Regions from separate parts of the Homo sapiens genome. Here regions 1 and 2 are each linked to region 3. A link is a loop called in an ENCODE intact Hi-C map of the cell type or tissue named here. Cell type or tissue: CD14-positive monocyte. All regions are shown on one strand. Region 1 overlaps JAM2 (junctional adhesion molecule 2). Region 2 overlaps LOC105372753 (a long non-coding RNA gene). Region 3 holds the start of MIR155HG (MIR155 host gene).

What was found. Hi-C counts contacts between places; a loop is a spot of excess contacts. Peaks named below come from ENCODE experiments on the same cell type or tissue, not always from the same donor. Only the 100,000 strongest peaks of a DNase experiment are listed, where the experiment ranks them.
Region 1: a loop joins it to region 3, with 4 times the contacts of the local background. A loop is called at or near these places in 3 of 110 quality-filtered maps.
Region 2: it touches region 3 in a loop (2.5-fold over the local background); 16 of 110 quality-filtered maps call a loop at or near these places.

What each region holds. Positions count from the first base shown.
Region 1 is chr21:25,644,392-25,652,391 of GRCh38, reverse strand. The region is part of intron 1 of JAM2 (junctional adhesion molecule 2); the gene reads right to left. It overlaps LOC124905001 (a long non-coding RNA gene), which reads left to right. Exons shown (of 2, transcript XR_007067826.1): 1 at 1-290; 2 at 5,260-8,000. Among named protein-coding and RNA genes, the nearest start is that of JAM2, 9.1 kb to the right of the region's middle. In CD14-positive monocyte, no CTCF peak of the experiment used is centred here; DNase peaks (open chromatin) are centred at 3,101 and 4,521; H3K4me3 peaks cover 737 bases; H3K27ac peaks cover 1,576 bases.
Region 2 is chr21:25,440,733-25,448,732 of GRCh38, reverse strand. LOC105372753 (a long non-coding RNA gene) reads left to right here. Exons shown (of 10, transcript NR_188560.1): 10 at 1-2,236. It also overlaps the pseudogene CYP2C63P. Among named protein-coding and RNA genes, the nearest start is that of LINC00158, 13 kb to the right of the region's middle. In CD14-positive monocyte, no CTCF peak of the experiment used is centred here; no DNase peak of the experiment used is centred here.
Region 3 is chr21:25,558,379-25,566,378 of GRCh38, reverse strand. It overlaps MIR155HG (MIR155 host gene), which reads right to left and starts at 4,234. Exons shown (of 3, transcript NR_001458.3): 1 at 4,122-4,234. RefSeq lists silencers at 910-969, 3,890-4,169, 4,180-4,269 and enhancers at 1,428-1,507, 4,650-4,699. In CD14-positive monocyte, CTCF peaks have their summits at 3,904 (motif pointing right) and 4,121; DNase peaks (open chromatin) are centred at 4,218, 4,368, 6,008 and 6,428; H3K4me3 peaks cover 2,813 bases; H3K27ac peaks cover 1,111 bases.

The DNA.
Region 1 (8,000 bases), 86 kb before region 3:
GAGACAGCATCTTTCTCTGTCACCCACGCTAGAGTGCAGTAGCACAATCACAGCTCACCACAGCCTCGATCTCCCAGGACCAAGCAAACCTCCCACCTCAGCCTCGTGAGTAGCTGAGACTACAGGCATGCCACCATGCCCAGCTAATTTTTATTTATTTTTCTTTTTTGTAGAGGCGTGGCCTTCCTATATGGCCTAGGCTGGTCTTGAACTCCTGGTCTTAAGCAATCTTCCTGCCTGGGCCTCCCAAAGTATGGGGATTACAAGTGTAAACCACCATGCCCAGCTCAGTAAGTTCATTTATTTCCATTTGTTTTCCATTTTTAGGGAAGGCTATTTTAGTGAATTTTATCTTTTGAAATAAAACATTTAAAATTTCAAAATGAAATCTATGTAATAAGCTATACATAGTAAGAGAAGTCTGTTCCATTCCTGTTCTACCTATTGTTAATAGTTTCATTAGTTAACAGTTTAACCTGCCAGTGTTTCTGTCATACACAAAATGTAGCATGTTGCACTAGATTGTTCTGCATCTTACTTTTTTCACTTACTATATTTTGGAGATGACAGTACAGAGAGATCACCATCATTCCTTTATATCGCTACAGTGCCTACCATTGTGTTATTTATTTAGCCAATCCCCTATAAATGGGCATTTGTTTTCAATCATTTTTATAATAGTTGTGAAATAAATAATACAATGCATAAAAAAGAAATAACACCATGCATAAAGCATGTCCTGTTTTTGCAACTACAGCTTTAACACAGGTTCCCAGTAACGGGGTTGATGGGTCAAAGGGCAAATATAGAATTTTTCTACATATTGCTGAATATGATGGGTCAAAGGCTAGATGTAGAATTTTTCTACATATTGCTGCTCCATAGCAGTTGTATCATCTCACAGCTCCATCAGCAGTATGTAGAATGCCTATTTCCATACAACTTCAATAACAGAGTATGTGGATGAGTTTATGTGATTTTGCTAAGGGAAGAAGTGCTATCTTTGGGACAATCTAATTTGCATTTTAAGTTATACTGAGAAAAGCTTCATATTTGAAGAACCATTTAAATTTTTCTTCTGGGAACTCTGGGTTTTTTGTGTGCCATTTATAAAATTTTGATATTTGTATTTTAATTTTTAGGGGTTCCTTTTATATCAGTGATAATACTCTGTCAGAGATGTAACTTACAAATATCCTTTCCCAATTAGTCATTTATCTTTGGATTTGTTTAGGGTGTTTTATTTTTTCCATGCAGACACTCATTTGATTTATAGTCCAGTTTACAGAAGAACAGATCCATACTTTGTTTTTTTTTTTTTTTTTTTTTTGGCGGGGGGAGGTATGGTTTTATTTATTTATTTACCTATTTACATTTAGATCTCTGATCCATTTGAAATTAATTCTCATGGAGAATATCAGGTTCTGATCCATTTTTCCCTCAAATGGTTCCCAGTTGTAACAATATTGATTAAGCATTCTCCATGGTTTCAAATGCTACCATTTTACACACACATACACACATACACGTGATTTCTAAATGAAGTTGGCATAATTTCCGGACTTTATATACTCTTCCATTGGCTTGTCTGTCTATTCATGTACCAATCTCACATTATTTTACTTATAGAGGCTTTATAGAACACTATAATATAGGGCTATAACCACTTCATTTCTGCCCCGTTAGTGTATTATTAATTCTCCATTGTCTCATTCATTTGATATTTATTCTATGTATTATATGTTTTATGATTAATATGTTGATACAGAAATACATATTACAATTTATTAAAACACACGTCAGGACATATCCTCTTTTAAGAAATGAAGTAGGATATGTAATATAAAAAAGTTTGAAGATCACTGATTCAGTGTTTTTTGAACATGCCAGCATCTTTAGATAGCTGTCCTGGGTGGCAGTAGCACAATGGAGCTGAGATTCTTACATGTATCTGATTTTGGCATTTGCCTAATGCTGAATGAGATTCTTGGCAGAGACAATGACTCACCTGGATCCAGGGGTAATTTTTTAAGTGCTAATGAGCAAGTGTCAAGATCCCACAAAATCATTAAAAGTAACGGCTAAAACTGCAGTTACTTTTGCACCAACCTATAAAAATACTGGACAAGAACACCTAGGAAAATCATCTTTGATTTGGAAATGAAGATCACTTTATCAGGCTCTACAATGGTTTAAATGTGTTCCTCAGAATTCATGTATAGGAAATTGAGTTCCCAGTATAATGGTGTTGAGAGGTGGTAGGACCTTTAAGAGGTGTTTGGGTCATGAAGACTCTGCCACCCTCACGAAGATATTAGTCCCATTCTCATAGGACTGGGTTAATTCTCACAGAAGCAAATGAGTTCTTGTTCTCATGGGACTAGATTAGTAACTGCAAGAGCAGGTTGTTAAAAAATGAGGCCATCACTTGTGTTTTGTCTCTTTTGCACATACTTGCTTGCTGCTCCTGCAGGTGTTTCCACATGTGATGCCATTCACTATGCTTTAATGTAGCATGAGGGCCTTGCCAGAGGTAGCTGCCCAATGTTGAACTTCCCAGGCTCCAGAACTGGGAGCCAAGTAAACCTCTTTTGTTTATAAATTACCCAGTCTCAGGTGTTCTGTTACAGCAACAGAAATAGACTAAAACAGTCTCTATTGTCTCATCTCTCTTAATAAACTTTTGCTCATTATGGGATATAGATTGCTATTATATCAATTGAGTAACAAAGAGATTAGGCCATGAGGGGAAAGTCTGGAGATTCCCTGCTCCAGAGAGTAGAACTTTTACAACTAACATGCTAATACGGTTTGGTTGTGTCGCCACCCAAATCTCATCTTGAATTGTAGTTCCCATAATCCCCACATGTTGTGGGAGAGACACGGTGGCAGGTAATTGAATCATGGAAGTGGTTACCTCCATGCTTTCTTTTCTCATGATAGTGAATGAGCTCTTATGAGATCTGATGATTTTATAAAGGGCTTTCCCCGCTTTTGCTCGGCACTTCTGCTTCCGGCCATCAAGTAAAGAAGAATGTGTTTGCTTCCCCTTCTGCCATGATTGTAAGTTTCCTGAGGCCTCCCCAGCCATGCGAAACTGAGAGTCAATTAAACCTCTTTCCTTTGTAAATTACCCAGTCTTGGGCAGTCCTTTACAGCAGCGTGAGAACACACTAATACGTGCTTTGTTCTAGTCTAGATTAAGCAACTTTTGAGGGGTGTATTGTTTGACTCATCTGAGTTTTTAATCAATGCTTACTAATTCAAGAGGAACTTATGTGCTTTTAGGATATAAGGAGGCATCAGGAAATCTGGAAAATTTCTTAAAATCCTATAAGGCAGACCAGTCTTTATATTTCCTTATATCTTAGGGAGGCCACTGTTAAAAAGAGGAGGAGGGAGTTTTAGGAGCAGTAATATTATGCATTCATTTGAGACTATTAATTTTACATATGTCTTGAGGTTTTTATTGCTAAAAAGTTATATAATTTTATGAAGCTACAAAACAAATAAACATTAAATTCCAGCTTATGTAATTCTACTTAATCAAGTATTAAATGTGCCAGGCAGTACTCTAGGTACCAACGACCTAAAGATGTGTTGTCTCTGCCTCCAGCAAGCTCACAATACAGAGAGATATACATGGAAAAATTGTAACAGTACAGCTCAGTAAGTGCCATAAGAGAATAAAGAATATACCAAAAGCACCAGAGTATAATATACAGTAGACATCAGCTTTGAGGAATTGATGAGTTGGAAAGAATTAAGAGAAGGCGCAAGGAATTTTGGAGTTAGACCTTCAGGGAGAAATTGCATTTGGCCATATGAGGAACAATAGCAACAACAACAGAGATGAATGGAGGTTGGGAAGAAGTACTGTATCTAGATAAAATGGCATAGATGTTCACTCGTTTACACACACACACACACACACACACACAAACACACGGCACAAAAGAACCTGACTTGTTCTGGATCCAAAAGCACTATATGGACAGTACAATAATCTCATGTCTCCAATATGCTTAGGTACAATTTTAATGTTTTATGACATAGATGGCTGCATGTTTCAGTTATTGGACAAATGCATACTTGAGTTATTGTTTATTCCATTGTGTCAGTTCTGCTTCTGATCAAAATCCATTCCTATTTGAAAATGCATCTAGTGAATTTTTTTTTTTGAGACAGAATCTTGCTGTGTTGCCCAGGCTGGAGTGCAGTGGCACAATCTCAGCTCATTGCAACCTCCGCCTCCCACGTTCAAGTGATTCTCATGCCTCAGCCTCCTGAGTAGCTGGGACTACAGGTGCATGCCACCATGCCCAGCTACTTTTTGTACTTTTAGTAGATACAGGGTTTCACCACGTTGGCTAGGCTGGTTTCAAACTCCTGACCTCAGGTGATCCACCCGTCTTGGCCTCCCAAAGTGCTGGGATTACAGGCGTGAGTCACAGCGCCCAGCCCTCTAGTGCATTTTTTAAAAAACATAAACACCATTCTCTCTTTTCAAATTTAGCACTTGCCCAGAAGTTTGACATGTTCCCTTTTTATTTGTGGTCATTATTTCCTCTTTGGTCTCCTTTAAAAATAGCACCCCTTTGCACTTGTCTGTGAATCTTAGCTGGTGCTAGTGTCTCTGTCCTCTCTGGGTGCACACACGTTCTCCTTTGGACTTTTTAACTGGATCTTGCTTGGAATTTTTCCCTTTCCATATTTGGTTACTGGTTTGGAAGTTTATTTCCCTTTGTTTTACTAATCATTTTGTTCCATTATTTTTGGTGGTTCTAGTTAGAAAATAGCTCCCACTGCATTTTGGTGCAACAATTTTAAAGGCCTCTATAAGATGTTATCTTCTGTCCTGCTTGTAGACTGAGCTTTAGGTTGTACCTTAATTACTAACATAAATAACTTTTTGGAGCAAGGTGCACAACACTATATATAATATGATTTGATTTTCTGGAAGGTATACAGCAGTAAGCATAATAAATTGTGATCTTTATTTCTAAAGAAATTATAAGAGTATGCTTATATATACTGGAACTATTTCTTTTCTAATTTCCTGAAACCATTTGCAGGAAACTTAAGGATGGTCTATCTGAGAAGCAAAGGAGTCAGGAAGGCTGGAAAGGAGACTTATTTCTTGTTTTGTAAACTTACTGCTCTGTTTGAATTTACCCTAAGCATATATTATTTTTAGTTAGACATATAAGAAAATGTGTTTAACAATTCATTCATTTTTATCTTTGGTTTTGTCCATAGTATGTATTTAGGAAGTTTCACAATGTGAAGAAAGCGAAGAGTAAAAACAGCAGGTGACTGCATTGACAAAATGAAAGCAAGCAAATTGGACAAACCTAGCATAAAGAAGACAGACCAGGTTATGCATTTTTACTCCTTACAAATATAAAGACAAGCCCGTCCTAAATTATCCCAGTAGAAAATTTTGACAACTACAACAAAACAGAAAACCCAACAAAACAAATAAAAATTTGATGCTGATGACATGCGATAAAGAAAAGCAGAGCTCTCCAGTAAAAACCAAAATTCCTGTCTGTTAAGTTTACAAGGATTCTTCCTTAGGACTTTCTGAGCCAAGACAATGGACAGCTAAGAGGGCAGCTCTTGAAATACTTTCACAGGATTTGCTTCTCTGCTCATAAAATGTAGGAACAATTCAAACTGGAGAGCATTTCCTACCCATTCACTGGCCTGAAGATTCATAGAGTAGGGTTTTGTGTTGCTGTCAGCAGGCATTTATCTGAGCACACATCCATCCATCCTCCCTCTCTCTCTCTCTCTCCTTCTCTCTCTCTCTCTTTCCCCCCACACCCGATGCATGCATACACTCACACACTTTGGAACTTAGAAGGCCACTCTTCTGAATATCAAATCAAGTAAAATGACCATTCTAAGGGTGACAACTCAGGGAAACTCTGGAAACACTGGAAACAAATACTGAAAATAAACTTACGTGTGGGAGAGAGAATAACATTGAAAGAAGGTATACATAGTAACCAAAAGAGCTACTGTTTCATGTTTATAGGTTGGGAACTGAACAGAAAGTTGAAAACACAGCACACATGATTAAAAAATTTTTTCCTTAAAAACCAAAGAGCCATTTTTCTTAAATTCCTGATCAGATTTAATTAACTACATTTCAAATGCAGTCATGCACTGCATAATGACATTTTGGTCAACAATGAACCATATCAGTGGTCCCACAGATTATAATGGAGCTGAAAAATTCTTATCATCTAGTGATGCTATAACGCCCGTACTGCTGTAACACAAGAACTTTATTGTTTTATAAATTTAGTGTAGCCTAAGTGTACAGTGTTGATAAAGTCTACAGTAGTATACAGTAATGTCCCAGGCCTTCACATTCACTCACCACTCACTCACTGACTCACTCAGAGCAACTTCTAGTCCTGCAAGCTCCACTCATGATATGTTTCTACACAGGTGTACCATTTATCTTTTGTGCTGTTTTTACTGTACCTTTTCCATGTTTAGATATGTTTAGGTACACAAATACTTACAACTGTTTACCGTTGCCTACAGTATCCAGTACAGTAACATGCTGTATAGGTTTGTAGCCTAGGAGCAATAGGCTACACCATATAGCCTTGGTGTGCAGCAGGCTCTACCATCTAGGTTTCTGTAAGTACACTCTATGATCACACAATAACAAAATCACCTAACGACACATTTCTCAGAACACATCGCATCATTAGGTGACAACTGTAAAAAGCAATTGTCAGTGGTTATATGTGTATGTGTAATTATGTGAGTATATTTATCAATAAACTATATAAAATAAGTACTTACACAAGCAATTGCCTGGACTACTCCAATAACTTCTAACTGGTCTCCCCAGTTTGACTCCCCCCACCCCAATCCTTCCATTCACCATACTCCATCCAATGCATTCTCTTTAAAATGCAAATCAAACTGATATTCAATGTCAAAAGGCTTCAATGGCTTCTTCAGTTTACTAAGTGTGTTATACATGTAATTCTCCCTAAACCTCTATGAGGTAAGCACTCTTATTGGGATTATCACCAACACTGATGAGTAAACTGACATAATACAGGTGTTAACCTGTATAAGATCACACAGCTGGTAAGAGCACAGAGTGCTGCATTGGAGTGCATGTTCTTTACCACCATACTATGCAATTTGAAATACAACTAATAAAAAATATAGCTTTAGGCCAGGCGCGGTGGCTCACGCCTGTAATCCCAGCACTTTGGGAAGCCAAGGCAGGCAGATCATCTGAGGTCAGGAGATCAAGACCAGCCTGGCCAACATGACGAAACCCAGTCTCTACTAAAAATACAAAAGTTAGGTGGGCGTGGTGGTGGGAGCCTATAATCCCAGCTACTCAGGAGGCTGAGGCAGGAGAATTGCTTGAAACCAGGAGGTGGAGGTTGTGGTGAGCTGAGATTGCGCCACTGCATTCCAGCTTGGGTGACAGAGCAAGATTCCATCTCAAATAAAACAAACAAACAAACAAACAAACAAAACCAAAAAACCAACCAGCTTTATATCACTATGAGTTATACTTTAAAGGTAAAAGTTATGGTGGCTTCATGGAATCTAGAATATTCTTGGCTACAGCACTGAAAACACTGTCGCTGTGCATAACCTCATTTTGGCTGCTGTGAGAAACAGAATAATAGCCCCACAAAGATGTCCACATCCTACTCCCCAGAACCTATAAATATCTTACTTTACATGGTAAATAGGAATTGCAGTTGTAGATGGATGAAAGTTGCTAACCAGCTGACTTTGAAATGGATAAATTATCCAGAGTTACTCAGGTAAGCCCAAGGTAATGACAAGGGTCCTGATGAGTGGAAGAAGGAAGCAGAAGAGAGAGAACAAGAGAGGTGGCAGCCTGGTGTCGCAGGGCCGTGAGTGGGGACAGGTGGCAGCCTGGCAGGACAGGGCCGTGAGTGGGGCGCCTCCAGAAGCTGGAAAAGCCATGGAAACAGATT
Region 2 (8,000 bases), 120 kb after region 3:
CATCTGAAAAATATTTTATTGTGCCATCTAGGCTTTTGTTCAACCAAGCAACTGGACACAATAGGGTAGCCAGGTTGGTACATAAAACTAAACATCACAATTGGGTTCAATAAAGTATAGCTTTAAAATTATTTTCACCTGTTCCATTTAATTTTTTAAAATGTGGCTACTAGAACATTCAAAATTATGTATGTGGCTCACATCACTCACATTTTATTTCTATTGGACAGTGATGCTCTAGACATTTATGAAAACAAATGTATTCCAAGTGAGTATGGAGGAATTACAGTAAAATATGCTTGAGGCAATTGGTGAAGGCTTTGCAGAGATGGTAAGATGATGAAAGCACAAATCCTTGCATCAGAATGCCTAGGTTTGAATCTCTGCTCTGCCACTTCACTGTGATGCAGGGCAAGAAACTTAACCTCTCTGTGCCTCATTTTCTTCATCTGTAAAATGGGGTAGTAATTAGATCTTCTGCATGGGATTGTGGTAAAGGTTAAATGATTTCATACACTTAAGCATTTAGAATAGTATCTGAGACAGTAAATCTCTATAAATGTTAAAGAAGGTCATGCCTGACCAAAAACTGGACAGATGAGGGGCTGGGCAGTTCCCCGAGGGATTATTGAAAAGGGATGAATTTCACAGGGAGGGAACATGTAACTCTCTTCTTTGGGCTTCCCTTTCTGTCTTACCACAGGAAGATCAGCAGTAGAGTCTCAGTATGTTCTGTGGCTAAGCGTTCAACCACTTGGCATTGAGTTTTGCGTCAGTTGGTGAATGACCAACATGTGTCTGGCAAAGTGCTTGGCATCCCTTTTACTCATTTTACCTGATCTCAGCAGCACCCATCCCTGCAGGACACAGCCTCATTTTTTAATATATTGCTTTTATTTCTTAAAATGTGTGTAAATGGAGCCAGAGAGGAGAGAGGAAGGAGTGAAAACACTGAAAATGGGAAAATGAAAGACTAAAAGATATTTGCAAGACATTTGTCGGTCACACAGCAATTCAATTTTTTAAACAAACTTGACATTGAGATTTATACAGTTCATTTACTCAAAGAAGACTTCAAATTTTGCATTCCACTCCTTTGGGGACTAGTTGAGACATTAAAATCCAAATATTACAAAATAAAATGAACTGAAGCATGAAATTAATATTTAGCATACAGATTTACATAATTTTACTATTTAATAATAGTATTTGATTTTTAAAGCCTACTGCTGACCAAAAACAATGCAAATTATTTATTGTGGGCCACCTACTTACTTCTCAAAAAATCCTGAGAGGTACTTAAATGTTTACCCATATTTTTACAGTAGGACCTGCAGCTTAACAAAATTAAGTAAATGTTCAAGTTTATACAAACAGTACGTAGCTAAGTCAGGAATTTCAACTGAATACATTGAGCTCCCATATTATAACACTCCAGTTTACAAAACATAGTCTGTGCAACTATCAATTTCAAAATGCATGTATTAATTCATCGAATGTTTACTCAGCCCCTTCGTCTAAAGGCACCATCCTAGGCAGCATGTCCATTTGATAGTGTTTCCTTCTAAAACTGAGAGTTTTGAAAGTTAATTGCTTTAGAACTAAAATGCAATTTGAATTATCACTGAATCCTCAGATGACTTTTAGTTGCTGTTATTTTAATTCAAAGTGAATTAATCCAAATGAAAAATGTCCCAGACATTCTACATAATTTTTGCTCTTAATATTCTATTTTTTTGGATCAGAAAGGATAATTTAACCTTAGTAGGTTGTATGTGTAACAAAATTTATTCATTTCTTCTATGTTTTCAGTTTTGTTTACATATAGCCACTCATGATACCTTCTTATGATCGTTTGTATTTCTTTAGTGTTGGTCAAAATGTCTTCTTTTTCACCTCTGATTTTATTTATTTGAGTCTTTTCAATTTTATCTTAGTTATTCTATATAAATGTTAGTCAATTTTGTTCATCTTTTCAAAAAATAACTATTTTGTTGATCTTATAAATTATTTAAAAATCTTTATTTCATTTATTTCTGTTCTGAGCTTTATTACTTCACTCTTTCTACTAATTTTGGTTTTAATTTGTTCATATTTTTATAAAAGTGAGTTACCTTTAGTTGAAATTTCCAGTGAAAACTTAGCAATTGATCAATACCAAATTGACTTTTGTTTTTATTTCTGCCTGTAGATGGAAGTCTATCAAAGATTAAAAAATATTTATCCAAAGTTCAAAGGCTTAGTCCATGTTTGGTGATTATCTTACACTTTGTGCTCATAAAATATTTGGATTCTAAGCTTTCAATTGCGTTTACACAAAGCACATCAATGGATCGCTTCATTGGGTGTTTTGTCCTTCTTGTTTGATTCTTCTTTTTCTATGGAATGGAAGCTATGCCAAAGGGAAGCTCCTACCTGGTCCCATTCCTCTCCCAATTGTTTAAAATATTCTACCCTTAAGAAGTATGAACACCAGCAAATCCATAAGCATGGTAAGTATGGCTATTTTCTTTTTTTAAATTTTGTGATTTTCTACTATTTAAACTTTTAATTTAGATTCGAGGGTACATGTGCAGGTTTGTTTTATAGGTAAGCTCTCGTGTCATGGGGGTTTGTTGTACAGATAATTTTATCACCTAGGTGCTAGGCCTAGTACCCAATAGCTATTTTTTTCTCCTCCTCTCCTTCTTCCCACCCTCTACCCTGAAATAGGCCCTAATGTCTGTTGTTCCCTTTATGTTCATGAGTTCTCCTCATTTAGCTCCCACTTATAAGTGAGAGCATGTGGTATTTGGTTTTCTGTTCCTGCATTAGTTTGCCTAGGATAATATCCTCCAGCTCCATCTATGTTCTGCAAGAGACATTATCTCATTCTCTTTTATAGCTGCATAGTATTCCATGGTGTATGTGTACTACATCTTCTTGATCCAATCTGTCATTGTTGGGCATTTAGGTTGATTCCATATCTTTGCTATTGTGAATAGTGCTGCAATGAACATTTACATGCGTGTGTCTTTATGGTAGAATGATTTATATTCCTCTGGGTATATACCCAGTAATGGAATTGCTGTGTCCAACAGTGGTTCTGCTTTTAGCTCTTTGAGAAACCACCGTATTGCTTTCCACAATGGTTGCGCTAATTTACGTTACCACCAATAGTGTATAAGTGTTCCTTTTTCTTCACATCCTTGCCAGCATCTGTAAGTTTTCGACTTTTTTATAATAACCATTCTGACTGGTGTGAGACAATATCTCATTGTGGTTTTAATTTGCATTTCTCTAATGATCAGCAATACTGAGCTTTTTAAAATATGCTTTTTGGCTGCATGTATGTCTTTTCTAGAAAAATACCTGTTTATGTCTTTTGTCCACTTTTCAATGGGATTGTTTGCTTTTTTCCGTAAATTTGTTTAAGTTCCTTACAGATGTTGGATATTAGACCTTTGCCAGATGCATAGTTTGCAAATATTTTCTCCCATTCTGTAGGTTGTCTGTTTACTCTGTTGATAGTTTCTTTTGCTGTACAGAAGCTCTTAAGTTTAATTAGATCCCATTTGTTAATTTTTGCTTTTGTTATGATTGCTTTTACTGTCTTTGTCATAAAATCTTTGCCCATTCCTGTGTCCAGGATGGTATTGCCTAAGTTGTCTAGGGTTTTTATAGTTTTTGGGTTCTACATTTAAATCTTTAATTTATCTTGAGTTGATTTTTGTATATGATGTAAAAAAGGAGTCCAGTTTCAATCTTCTGCTTATGACTAGCCTGTTATCCCAGCACCATTTATTTAATAGGGAGTCCTTTCCCCATTGCTTGTTTTTGTCAGCTTTGTCAAAGACAGTCATAGGTGTGTGGGCTTGTTTCTGGGCTCTCTATTCTGTTCCATTGGTCTATGTGTCTGTTTTTGTACCAGTACCATACTGTTTTGGTTATTGTAGCCACATAGTATAGTTTGGAGTTGGGTAACATGATGCCTCCAGTTTTGTTCTTTTCATTTAGGATTGCCTTGGCCATTTGGGCCCTCTTTTGGTTCCATATAAATTTTAAAATAGTTTTTTTTTCTTAGTTCTGTGAAGAATGTCACTGGTAGTTTGACAGGAATGGCGTTGAATCTGTAAATTGCTTTGGGCAGTATGGCCATTTTAATGATATTGATTCTTCCTGTCCATGACCATGGGATGTTTTCATATTTTTTGTGTGTGTCATCACTGATTTCTTTGAGCAGCACTTTGGAATTCCCATTGTAGAGATCTTTCACCTCCATGGTTTGCTGTATTCCTAGATATTTTATTCTTTTTGTGGTAATTGTGAATGGGATTCAATTCCTGATTTGGCTCTCAGCTAGGCTGTTGTTGGTGTATAGAAATGCTAGTGATTTTTGTACATTGATTTTGTATCCTGCAACATTGCTGAAGTTGTTTATCATTTGAAGGAGATTTTAGGCTGAGACTATGGGGTTTTCTAGATATAAAAACATGTCATTTGCAAAAACGGATACTTTTAATTCTTCTCTTCCTATTTAAATATGCTTTATTTCTTTCTCTTGCCTGATTGTTCTGGCCAGACCTTCCAATAATATGTTGAACAGGAGTGGTGAGGGAGGGCGTTCTTGTGTTGTGCCAGTTTTCCAGGGGAATGATTTCAGCTTTTCCCTGTTCAGTATGCTGTCGTTTGTGGGTTTGTTGTAGGTGGCTCTTATTATTTTGAGGTATATTCCTTCAATATTTAGTGAATTGAGAGTTTTTAACACGAAGAGATGTTGAATTTTATCAAAAACTTTTACTGCATCTATGGAGATAATCATGTTTGTTTCCTTTAGTTCTGTTTATGTGATGAATTAGATTTATTGGTTTGTGTACATTGAACCAACTTTGCATCCCAAGGATGAAGTTTACTTGACTGTGGTAGACTAGCTTTTTGATGTGCTGCTGCGTTTTGTTTACAAGTATTTTGTTGAGGATTTTTGCATCAGTGTTCATCAAGGATGTTGGTTTTGCATCAATGTTCATCAAGGATATTGGCCTGAAGTTTTCTTTTTTCGTTGTGTCTCTGCCAGGTTTTGGTATCAGGATAATGCTAGCCTCATGGAATGAGTTGGGGAGGAGTCCCCTTTCCTCAATTTTTGGTGATAGTTTCAGTAGGAATGGTACCAGCTCTCTCTGTACATCTGGTAGAATTCTACTGTGAATCCATCTTGTCCTTTTTATTTTTCTTGGTAGGCTATTTATTATTCATTCAGTTTCAGAGCTCATTATTGGTTTGTGCAGGGAATCGATTTCTTTCTGGCTCAGCCTTGGGAAAGCATATGTTTCCAGGGATTTATCCATATCTTCTAGGTTTTCTAGTGTGTGTGTGTAGAGGTGTTTGCAGTAGTTTCTGATGGTTATCTTTATTTCTGTGGGGCCAGTGGTGTATCCTTTCCATCATTTCTAATTGTGTTTATTTGGATTTATTCTCTTTTTTTCTTTATTAGTCTAGCTAGTGCTCTATGTTAGTAATTTTTTCAAAATTCCAGTTCCTGGATTCATTGATCTTTTAAGGGTTTTTTGGTTTCAATTTCCTTCAGTTTAGGTCTGATTTTTGTTATTTCTTGTCTTCTGCTAACTTTGGGATTGATTTGCTCTTGCTTCTCTAATTCTTTCATCTGTGATGTTAGCTTGTTAATTTGAAATCTTTCTAACTTTTTTTCATGGGTGTTTAGTGCTATAAACTTCCCTCTTTACACTGCCTTAGCTGTATCCCAGATATTCCGGTATGTTGTAGCTTTGTTCTCATTAGTTTCAAATAATTTCTTGACATCTGACTTAATTTCATTATGTACCCAAAAGTCATTCAGGAACATGTTGTTTAATTTCCATGTAATTACATGGTTTGGGGCAATTTTTTTTTTAGTCTTGACTTCTATATTTATTGCACTGTGGTCCAAGAGTGTGTTTGGTATAATTTTTTTTGCATTTGCTGAGGATTGTTTTATGTCCAATTATGTGGTCAATTTTAGCGTGTGTGCCATGTGGCGATGAGAAGAATGTATATTCTGTTGTTTTTGGGTGGAAAGTTCTGTACAGGTCTAGCAGATCCATTTGGTCCAATGTTGAGTTCAGGTCATGAATATCTTTGTTAATTTTCTGCCTCAATGATTTGTCTAATACTTTCAGTGGAATGTTGAAGTCTCTATTATTGTGTGGGAGTCTAAGTCTCTTTGTATGACTCTAAGAACTTGCTTTATTAATCTGGATGCCCCTATGTTGGGTGCACATGTATTTAGGATAGTTAAATTGTTGAATTGAACTCTTGTTGAATTGAACTCTTTACATTATGTAATGCCCTTCTTTGTCTTTTTTTTAAAAGCCTTATTGATTTAAAGTCTGTTTTGTCTAAGATTAGGATTTCAACCCCTGATTTTTTCTGATTTCCACTTGCTTGGTAGATTTGCCTCCATTTTTTTATTTTTATTTTGAGCCTATGGGTGTCATTATGTGTGAGATTGGTCTCTTGCAGCATACCATTGAGTTTTGCCTTTTTATCCAGCTTGCCATTCTGTACCGTTTAAATGGAGCCATTTAGCCTGTTTATATTCAGGGTTAGTATTGACATGTGTGGTTTTGATCTTTTCATTGTGTTGTTAGCTGGTCACTATGCTGGTTTGTTTGTATTGTGCTTTATAGTGTTACTGGTCTGTGTATTTAAGTGTTTTTGTATTGGCCGGTAGTGGTCTTTTCTTTCTATATTTAGTGCTTTCAAGATCTCTTGTAAGGCAGGTCTGGTGGTAATAAACTCTCTTATCATTTGCTTATCTGAAAAGGATCTTACTTCTCCTTTGCTTAGGGAGCTTAGTTTGGCTTGATGTGAAATTCTTGGTTGAAGATTTCTTCCTTAAAAATGTTGAATATAGGCTCCCAATCTCTTCTTGCTTGTAGGGTTACAGCTGAGAGATTTGCTGTTATCCTGATGGTGTTCTCTTTTTGCAGGTGACCTGCCCTTTCTCTCTAGCTGTCTTTATCATTCTGCCTTTCATTTCAACCTTGGAAAATTCTGATGATTATGTGTGTTGGGGAGAATCTTGCAGGGGTTCTCTGTATTTCCTGAGTTTGACTTTTGGCCTCTCTAGCAAGGTGAGGTAGTTTGCATAGACGATATCCTAAAATATGTTTTTTAAGTTGTTTGCTTTCCCCTCGTCCCTTTTAGGGATGCCAGTGATTCATATATTTGGCCTCTTTACACGATTCCATATTTCTTGGAGGTTTTGTGCATTCCTTTTCATTGTTTTTTCTTTATTTTTGTCTGACTGTCTTATTTCAGAGAACCAGGCTTCAAGTTCTAATTTTCTTTCTTTAGCTTGGTCTGTTCTGCTATTAATACTTGTAATTGTGTTGTGAAATTCTTTTAGTGTGTTTCTCAGCTCTGTCAGCTCTCTCAGGTTCTTATATATACTGGCTATTTCATCTTTCATCTTCTGTATCATTTTATTGTGGTTTTTAGTTTCCTTGGATTGGGCTTTGCCACTCTCCTGAATCTCGATGATCTTCATTTCTATTTATGTTCTGAATACTGTCATTCCAGCCAGCTCAACAGGGTTAAGAACCCTTGCTGGAGAACAGGTGCAATCATCTGGAGGACATATGACACTCTGACCATTTGAGTTACCGGTTACCAGTATTCTTGCATTGGTTCTTTCTCATCTCTGCATGTGGGTGTTCCTTTAACTGTAGTGTAGATTGATACAGTCAATAAACTTCTTTTCTGTGTGTTTTCATGGAGCTGAGCCTTTGTGCAGGGTCTTTATTTGTAGCTGACTTTTTGTCTTTGGTTTCTCAAAGGAGTCTGTTAATGAGGTATTTTTGGTGTTGAAGCCTTGAGGTGTGATCGAGTAGGTGGTACTTAGGTGTATTGATCAGTTGGTGGGCTCTTGCTCAGTCATGTGGCTTCCTTATATTTTCTCACAGTTGCAGCCATGCCCCTCTCAATACTCTGAGTGTAGGCTCCTCTCCCACTTGAGTGCTGGC
Region 3 (8,000 bases):
TATTTTAGTAGTTTTTCTTTTGGTTAAGGAGAAGGATATGCATTCTGAAACAAAAATTCTAAAAACCAAACAACTTTTTACCATGTCAGTGTGGTCTCTGAAAATTCATGACACAGTAAAATGTCTTTAAAACGTCTTTACTTTCTCAGACTGCATTTGTATCTCACCTTCCAAATTGATTTCTTATAATACACAAGATCATCTAGTGAAACAAAATAATAGCAAACACTTACACAGGCTCCCTCTGTGCCAAGCACCTAAGTGTTTGACGTATACTAACTCAGTTATTCCTCCTCACAACCTTAGGAATGAGTATTCACACCCTCCCCATTGAAACACAGGGGCCTTGAGGCACAGGCAGGTGAAATAACTTGCGCAAGGTTAATCAGTGGCTAAGGAGCATGCTGCTGGGATGCCTACCTGGGCAATCTGGCACCTGTTTCCCATGCTTGGAACCATTATTTGTGTGAGCATATAAAGGACCATAGCATTTTGTTAAGACAGCCAGGAACTTATAATTTGTGTAGAACACTCTTGTTTATGGAGAACTGGCATAAATGTCATTGTAGGGCACTGTTTCACCTTATCCAAACATCGGCCTCACAATTTCATTAAATCAGCTATTTGATATTCCTCACTAATCTTTCCTTCTGCCAGTGCCTTAACCCTGTCTACCCACACAAGGTAGCAATATCTGTGCTAATCTGTCCTAACAATTAGCACAGATATTAGTGATCTGTGCTAATTGGTTAATATGTCTGCTAATTGTTTCTCAGAATTAGCACAGATATTCACAATCTGTTTTAAACTACAGCCACTTAAGCTATGTTAAGCCTCACTTTCTGGTGAGTGTGTCACTGTGTGTAAGGGTGGTAATTTTAGGAATCACATCTTCTTCCACATTGCTGAGAGCCTTGGACTTGTGAGTGAGGATGCTGAACTGCTCAGACATATGATGTGCCTATTTGAGGATAGATGTGCTTTTGCACTGGTTTTGCTTGAGGCTCTGCATATTGTAAACCCAAATACATTGATTGATGGACAGAACAAGTGTTTCAGGGCAGATGAGAATTACACAGCAGTGATCATATTAAAAGCATTGCATTTCCTTAAGAGTCTGAGATAAGAAAATTTTTTTCATATATATGTGAAACTCGTATATGAAAGTTGTAGCTACTGAGAGGTGGGATAAAAAGAGGCTTTTAAAATTGTAATATTTTTCCTTGAAAAGTAGTGTTTCACAATTTTTTTATTCTATCTAATTTAAGGAAACATGTAACAGTTTTGAGTCCAGTAAGATCAGTGAAAGACAAAAATACATTCTATAGTGAATTATAGTGGTACTTACTTTGACTTACTTTGGACATAGAGGATATAAATTCACTAAGACCAGCTGTGTCTCAGGAGGTATATGAAAGTGAGCTTGGTAGTTACACTGGAATCACAGAATTTCATCAGTGTAAGGGATTTTAGAAATGGTTCAGTCCCTGCCACCCATCAACCACCCATCTTAGAGATGAGCAAAATGAGGCACAGAAATCTGCAGAGTTGGTCCTAGAAACAAACCATGGTTCTCAGGCCGGTGCTCCTTCCCCAGTATTAGACTTCTGCAGAGTGGCAGCCTGATATCAAAACAATAAGGCTGTTAAAATCAATAGCTTCAGCTAAGCAATAGCCAATGACTATCAAAAATGGAGACACCAGCTAGTTAAGGGCACTAGCTGGTGCCCAGTCCAAGTGATAGAGGTGCCCAGTCCAAGTGAAGGGCAAGAGTCTACATACCACTTTCCTCTATTCAAGCTATTTATGCCTACTAGGTTTAGAATACTGATTATGAAAGTGGACCCCCGAAGAGGGTCATGGCTGAGATTCAAGGAAGTCTCTAGCCTGCTAACATCGAATGCAAATTGGTGTGTGAGGATACACATTAACAAAAATTTTCTGGGAAGAGCATATAAAATTTCCATTAGATTCTCAAGGAGGTAGGAATAAAGGATTTTAGTAACTATTACTCTAAAATGAAAGAATTCCTTTAAATTGAATGGCAGATCTTAGTCATGACCTGAAAAGCTGATAAAAAAAAACTTTTCAAAAGTTAAAACCTAGGGCTTTTTGGGGTAGATTTTTTGATTTATAGAGGACTGGTAAGATGAGGTATTTAAAGATGAGGGTTACAAATTTTCCATGTTGGCATATGGAAAGTAAAGAATGGCAAAATTTGTAGCACATTCTAATTAGTTCAAATATCTATGTTACCAAAATTGAAATGATATCAAATTGCACAGCAATGTCCTGATGGCCTTTCCTCTAACTTTCTGGGTTTGTAAGGGTAGGGTTGTGCCTATCCTGCTCACCTTTGTCTCTCCAGTGTCTAGCATAGCGTCCAGCACAGGCAGACTATGATGCCTGTTTTTTTTTTGTTGTTGTTTTTTTTTTTTTTTTTTTGGTAAAGACCAGTGAATTACACTTTTTACACATGACTAGGTTAAAACAAAAGTAGACATTTGTGCAAACACCACTGTTCTCCCTTGAAGTGGTTGTAGGTCTCAGACAGTGCTAATTTTTCTCTTTCTTAATGTGTGTGGTTAGGAAGCTGGGTCCTGTGGCCAGAGTGAGCTGACCCACTATGTGAGGAAACTTACTTATCACAGCCTAATAAGGAGTAGTCCTTGCAGCAGAAGTAATTACTAAATGTGCTTTGGTCATTTGACAGAAATCAGGGAGGCAGCAAGGAGTCATGGAAATGAGCCCAAACTGAGAGTCAAAACCCTGTGGTCTGCCGACACCCCCATCCCACATCCGTACCTAAAAGCAGGCTGTGCACTAGGGACCTAGTGACCTTACTAGAAAAAACTCAAATTCTCTGAGCCACAAGTCCTCATGGGCAAAATGTAGATACCACCACCTAACCCTGCCAATTTCCTATCATTGTGACTATCAAATTAAACCACAGGCAGGAAGTTGCCTTGAAAACTTTTTATAGTGTATATTACTGTTCACATAGATAAGCAATTAACTTTACATATACCCGTTTTTAAAAGATCAGTCCTGTGATTAAAAGTCTGGCTGCCCTAATTCACTTCGATTATACATTAGGTTAAAGCCATATAAAAGAGGCACTACGTCTTCGGAGAGATGAATGGATATTACAAGCAGTAATTTTGGCTTTGGAATATACACATAATGTCCACTTGACCTCATCTATTTGACACAAAATGTAAACTAAATTATGAGCATCATTAGATACCTTGGCCTTTTCAAATCACACAGGGTCCTAGATCTGCTGTGTGATGCTGGAAAAGTAACTTCACTTCTGTGGGCCTCAGCTCCTTAATTTTTAACATACTTTGGATTCTTATATCTTTGTCAGCTGTCAACTTCAGTGTTTTCAGGTTAAATTCTATCCATAGTCATCCCAATATACCTGCTTTAGATGATACAAACTTCAAAAGATCCGGCTCTCCCTCGTAAAACGTGGAGGACAGACATCAAGGGGGTTTTGTGAGTAAAGAAAGGCAACCGCTCGGCAAAAACGCACCCTGGCACAACAGGAGCGAATAAATACAGACGCTGATTGAGCGTTTGCTCCATCTTCACTTCTGTTAAATGAAGACATTGATATCTAAAATGCTATGAGTCTAACTTTGTAAAATTAAAATAGATTTGTAGTTATTTTTCAAAATGAAATCGAAAAGATACAAGTTTTGAAGGCAGTCTCTTTTTCCACCCTGCCCCTCTAGTGTGTTTTACACACTTCTCTGGCCACTCCAACAGGGAAGCTGGTCCAGGGCCATTATACAGGTACGTCCCCAACCATCCAAGGAAACTTTGCAAAGAAGCTCAAGTATTAGGTTTCGAACACCCCTCCTTCCCCCTGCCTCTGCCCGCGGGAATCCATCCAGCGCAATCTCTGGTCCCGGGCGAGGCGACACCACTGAGTCCCCAGGGGGCACCCGCAGGCGCGCGCGGGACCAGGCCGGGCTCCACGGCCACGTGCGCGCTGCCCCCGCCTTGCCTCGCCAGTTAACCCGGCGGTGACCCTCGCACCGAAGTCCCCCGGCGTCCCTGCCACGTTCAAGAGAGGAAAGGCGGGCGGGAGCGCGAGACTGAAGTCGGCGTACCTGCAGTGCCAGGAGCGTCTCCTTGGTTCCCCGCGCTTGCTCTGCGGGCGGCTCGGGGCTCCGCTATCCGCTCCCTTCCCGAGGCTGCAGGCGGCGCTGGGCCCGGGCTCGGCCGCGCACAGGAAGCCCGCGCCTGCGAACGTGCGACCCTTTTATAACTCACTTGTGACTCATAACCGACCAGGCGCCTTTTCTGCAACCCCCCCCCCCTTCTCCCCCCTCCTGCCTGTTCTTGGAACCTACAGCTTGAAAAACTTTTTTCTTTTTAAAGGAAAAGTCGAAAAAGCCCAGCGCCCGGGTAGTTGGTGTTTTCCCCTTTCCCTTTCTCGTGGGTCATTGCGTGTGTGTATTTTTTTTCTCTCAACACACGCCGTGTACTTTCCTGCACCGCGCCGCAAGGCTTGGGCTCCAACCTTTGTTCTTAAAGAAAAGGAAACGCCTTCAAATGACGGCCCAGACGTCGCCCGAACTTTCAGTCGGCTGGAGGGGGAAGTGGCGACTTCTTGCAACTGGGTGGCAGGAGTGTCTCTACTCTCTCCTTGCAGGGAGCCCGAGAGGAGCAAGTGGGAGGTTTTTCCTCCTGGACCGAATCAGCTGGAGACCAGCAGGTCCCTAAGAGAGGAAGAAATGGTCTTCAGGCGATCCTGGATTTCATCCCTACCTCATCACCCTTCAAGAGCCCGCGTTTGGTTTGGAATACGTAACTGGGCTTTGAGAACGTTTGTACTGTGTCTGGTACCCGCATTTATACTCGGGATGTCAAGATATAGGACTTAAAACTTCAAAAATTTTGACCTCAACAACATTCTCCCCCTGCCCTCCACTCCCATCTCCAGGACATATTCCTGGAGCATATGGGACTTCGGTCGTTTTAATTTTTGGTTTTGTCGCTTCTCTCTTTTCTCCCGGACCCTGCCACAAGGGGAACATTTTCCTGGAGCAGCCATTTGATTTTGGGGGATGGAAAGGAACAAATAGATCTAAAGCCTGGCAAGTTTATCCTACAAGCCTAGTCGAGTAACTCATTCATGGGTCTCAGTTCAATAAACGTTTAGACTTGAAGAAGAATAAGGAAATATGGGGAAGAGAAGGAGGACAGGAATAGATCTAGCCTCATCAACATGTGACTGGGGCCTTTTTGTAAGAAAGACGGGGCCACTGCTGGATTGCATTGCAAGTATCCAGTACTTGGACCTCCCTGTCAAGGGCACAAGACATTTTAGAATAGTTTGTATTAAACTGATGCCAGTTACATGTCAGAATACATGTCAGAGCTGGAAATCCCATAGTACTTAATTTACAGATGGCTCAGGTTGGTTAAGGAACTTGGGAGCATTTTAAAACCCTCTATTCTTAAGATACATGCTTTTTCTCTTATAATTCAAACAAGAATAATCATGATGATAACAACTAACACTTATAAAGCATTTACCATGTGCCAGATCCTGTCCTAACACTCCTTATATGCATTAACTCTTTCAGTCCTCACTATGATCATATGAGGGAGGAGCATTATAATCTCTATTTCCAGATGAGGAAACTGAGCACAGAGAGATTAAACATGTTACCTTAGATCCTAGTAAGTAGTCAAGCTGAGATTCAAACTCAGTTCCAACCCTGGAGGGCTGGCTCCGTAGTCCAGTCTCCCTGCTTTCCAGATCCATGTGACGTTGAGGAGCTGGGGAAGTTGTGCAGTGGGGCATGTGGCAAGGATGCATGGTCCCCACCCAGGTGGGGCACGTCCCTCTGCTGGTTACAGATGCCTACAATGCCTTTCTGAATTTCCCATTTCTCATTCTAGGTTGAACTATAAGAAATTGCCCATAGGCAATTCTAGGGTGACCTTTCATCCCCAGAATGACAAGTTTGTATAATGCACTTTAATAGAAACAGGAAATTGCTCAATCCTCCCTTCTCCCAGTGGTGGAAGTAATTTCAGGTCATGTGCAAACCTCCGCATTTTAGGTCCCAGTTTGAGACACCCAGAATAGTGGATGGATAAATGGGTTTTAGGAGTCAAATACACCTGCATTTTACACTAATTCTAGCTGTGGAATCTGAACGTTAAACTTTTTATGTCTCAGCTTCCTGTAAATGACAATAATGATGTCTCCCATCAGGGATTACTATAGACTGAATCATGTTCTCTTCAACTTTATATGTTGAAGCCCTGATCCCCAATGTTATCCCCATTTGGAGATAGGGCCTGTGAGGAGGTGATAAAGGTTAAATGAGGTCAAAAGGGTGGATCACTAATCCCATAGAGCTAGTGCTCTTATGAGAAGAGGAAGAGACACCAGAATTCCCTTTCTCTCAGAAATCAGTCAAAGCAGAGGTCATGTGAGCACACAATGGGATGGTGGTTTCCTGTAAGCCAGGAAGAGAGTCCTCACCAGAAACCGAACCCTGCAGGACCTTGATCTGGAACTTTCTAGCCTCCAGAATGTGAGAAAATAAATTGTTGTTGTATCAGCCATCCAGTCTATGGTATTTTCTTATGGCAACCCTAGCAGACTAAGAGGGATATGATGATTAAATAAGGTGATGGATAAAAAGTACCTGCTCCAGGCCAGGCGCGGTGGCTCATCCTGTAATCCCAGCACTTTGGGAGGCTGAGGTGACTGGATCATGAGGTCAGGAGATTGAGACCATCCTGGCTAGAATGGTGAAACCCTGAATCTACTAAAAATACAAAAAAGAAAAAAAAATTAGCCGGGCATGATGGCGGGCACCTGTAGTCCCAGCTACTCTGGAGGCTGAGGCAGGAGAATGGCATGAATGCGGGAGGCGGAGTTTGCGGTGAGCCAAGATCGCGCCACTGCATTCCAGCCTGGAATGCGAGCGAGACTGTCTCAAAAAAAAAAAAAAAGAAAAAAAAAAAAGGACCTGCTCCAAATGGATAGCTTGAGAAAGTAAGAGCTGGCCACCTGCCGGGACAAGTACCCCATGGATGTTGTTGTGGGCTGAATTGTGTCCCCCTCCCCCCACCTCCCAAATTCATATATTGATGTCCTAACACCCAGTACTTCAGATGAGATCGGGTGTGTGTGGGGTGGTATGGCTGTAGACCAACCAGTACTTCAGAATATAACCTTATGTGGAAACAAGGCCTTTGTGGATGTAATTAGTCAAGATGAGGTCTTATTAAAATAGGGTTGGCTCCTAATCCAATATGACTGGTGTTCTTAGAAAAAGAACATGATGTGTAGAGAAAGAAACACATATAGAAGGAAGACAGTGTGAAGAAACATTGGGAAAAGATGGCCATCTACCAGCCAAGGAGAGGGGCTTGAAACAGATCCTTCCCTCACAGCTCTCAGGAGGAACCAGTCCTGCTGACATCTTGATCTTGGACTTCAGCTCACAGAACTGAAAAACAATAAATTTCTGTTGTTTAAACCACCCAGTTTGCGGTACTCTTGTCACAGCAGCCCTCGCAAAGTAATATGGATGTGTCTCCAGGGCTGATGGGGCTGGTGTTCTCATCCCTCATCTTACCCTCCAGAGACCGAGCAGCTCACATCAATGACCTTCCAGATAAGAGTGGTACTTCTTGATATTACTTATTATCAATAATGATGAATAGATTGTGACAACTGGCACAGCTACAGATCAATGACAAAGTCTTGCTAAAAACATCATAGTTTCATGAAATTCTACAGAAACCTACAATAATCACAGGGAATGATTAGGAACCAGCCTCCAATCTCTCTCCTTAAAAAAAAAAAAGTGGTAGAAAAAAATAAAAATAGTTTCTGGAGGTTTAGTACTCAACGATCTTGAAGTTCAGCCCTTTGGAAGAATGTAAGACAGAGATGGTGAGTGAAGAAATAGACCCACATTTCAGCCTTGACCAGCTTATTTATTGTGGTACAGGGT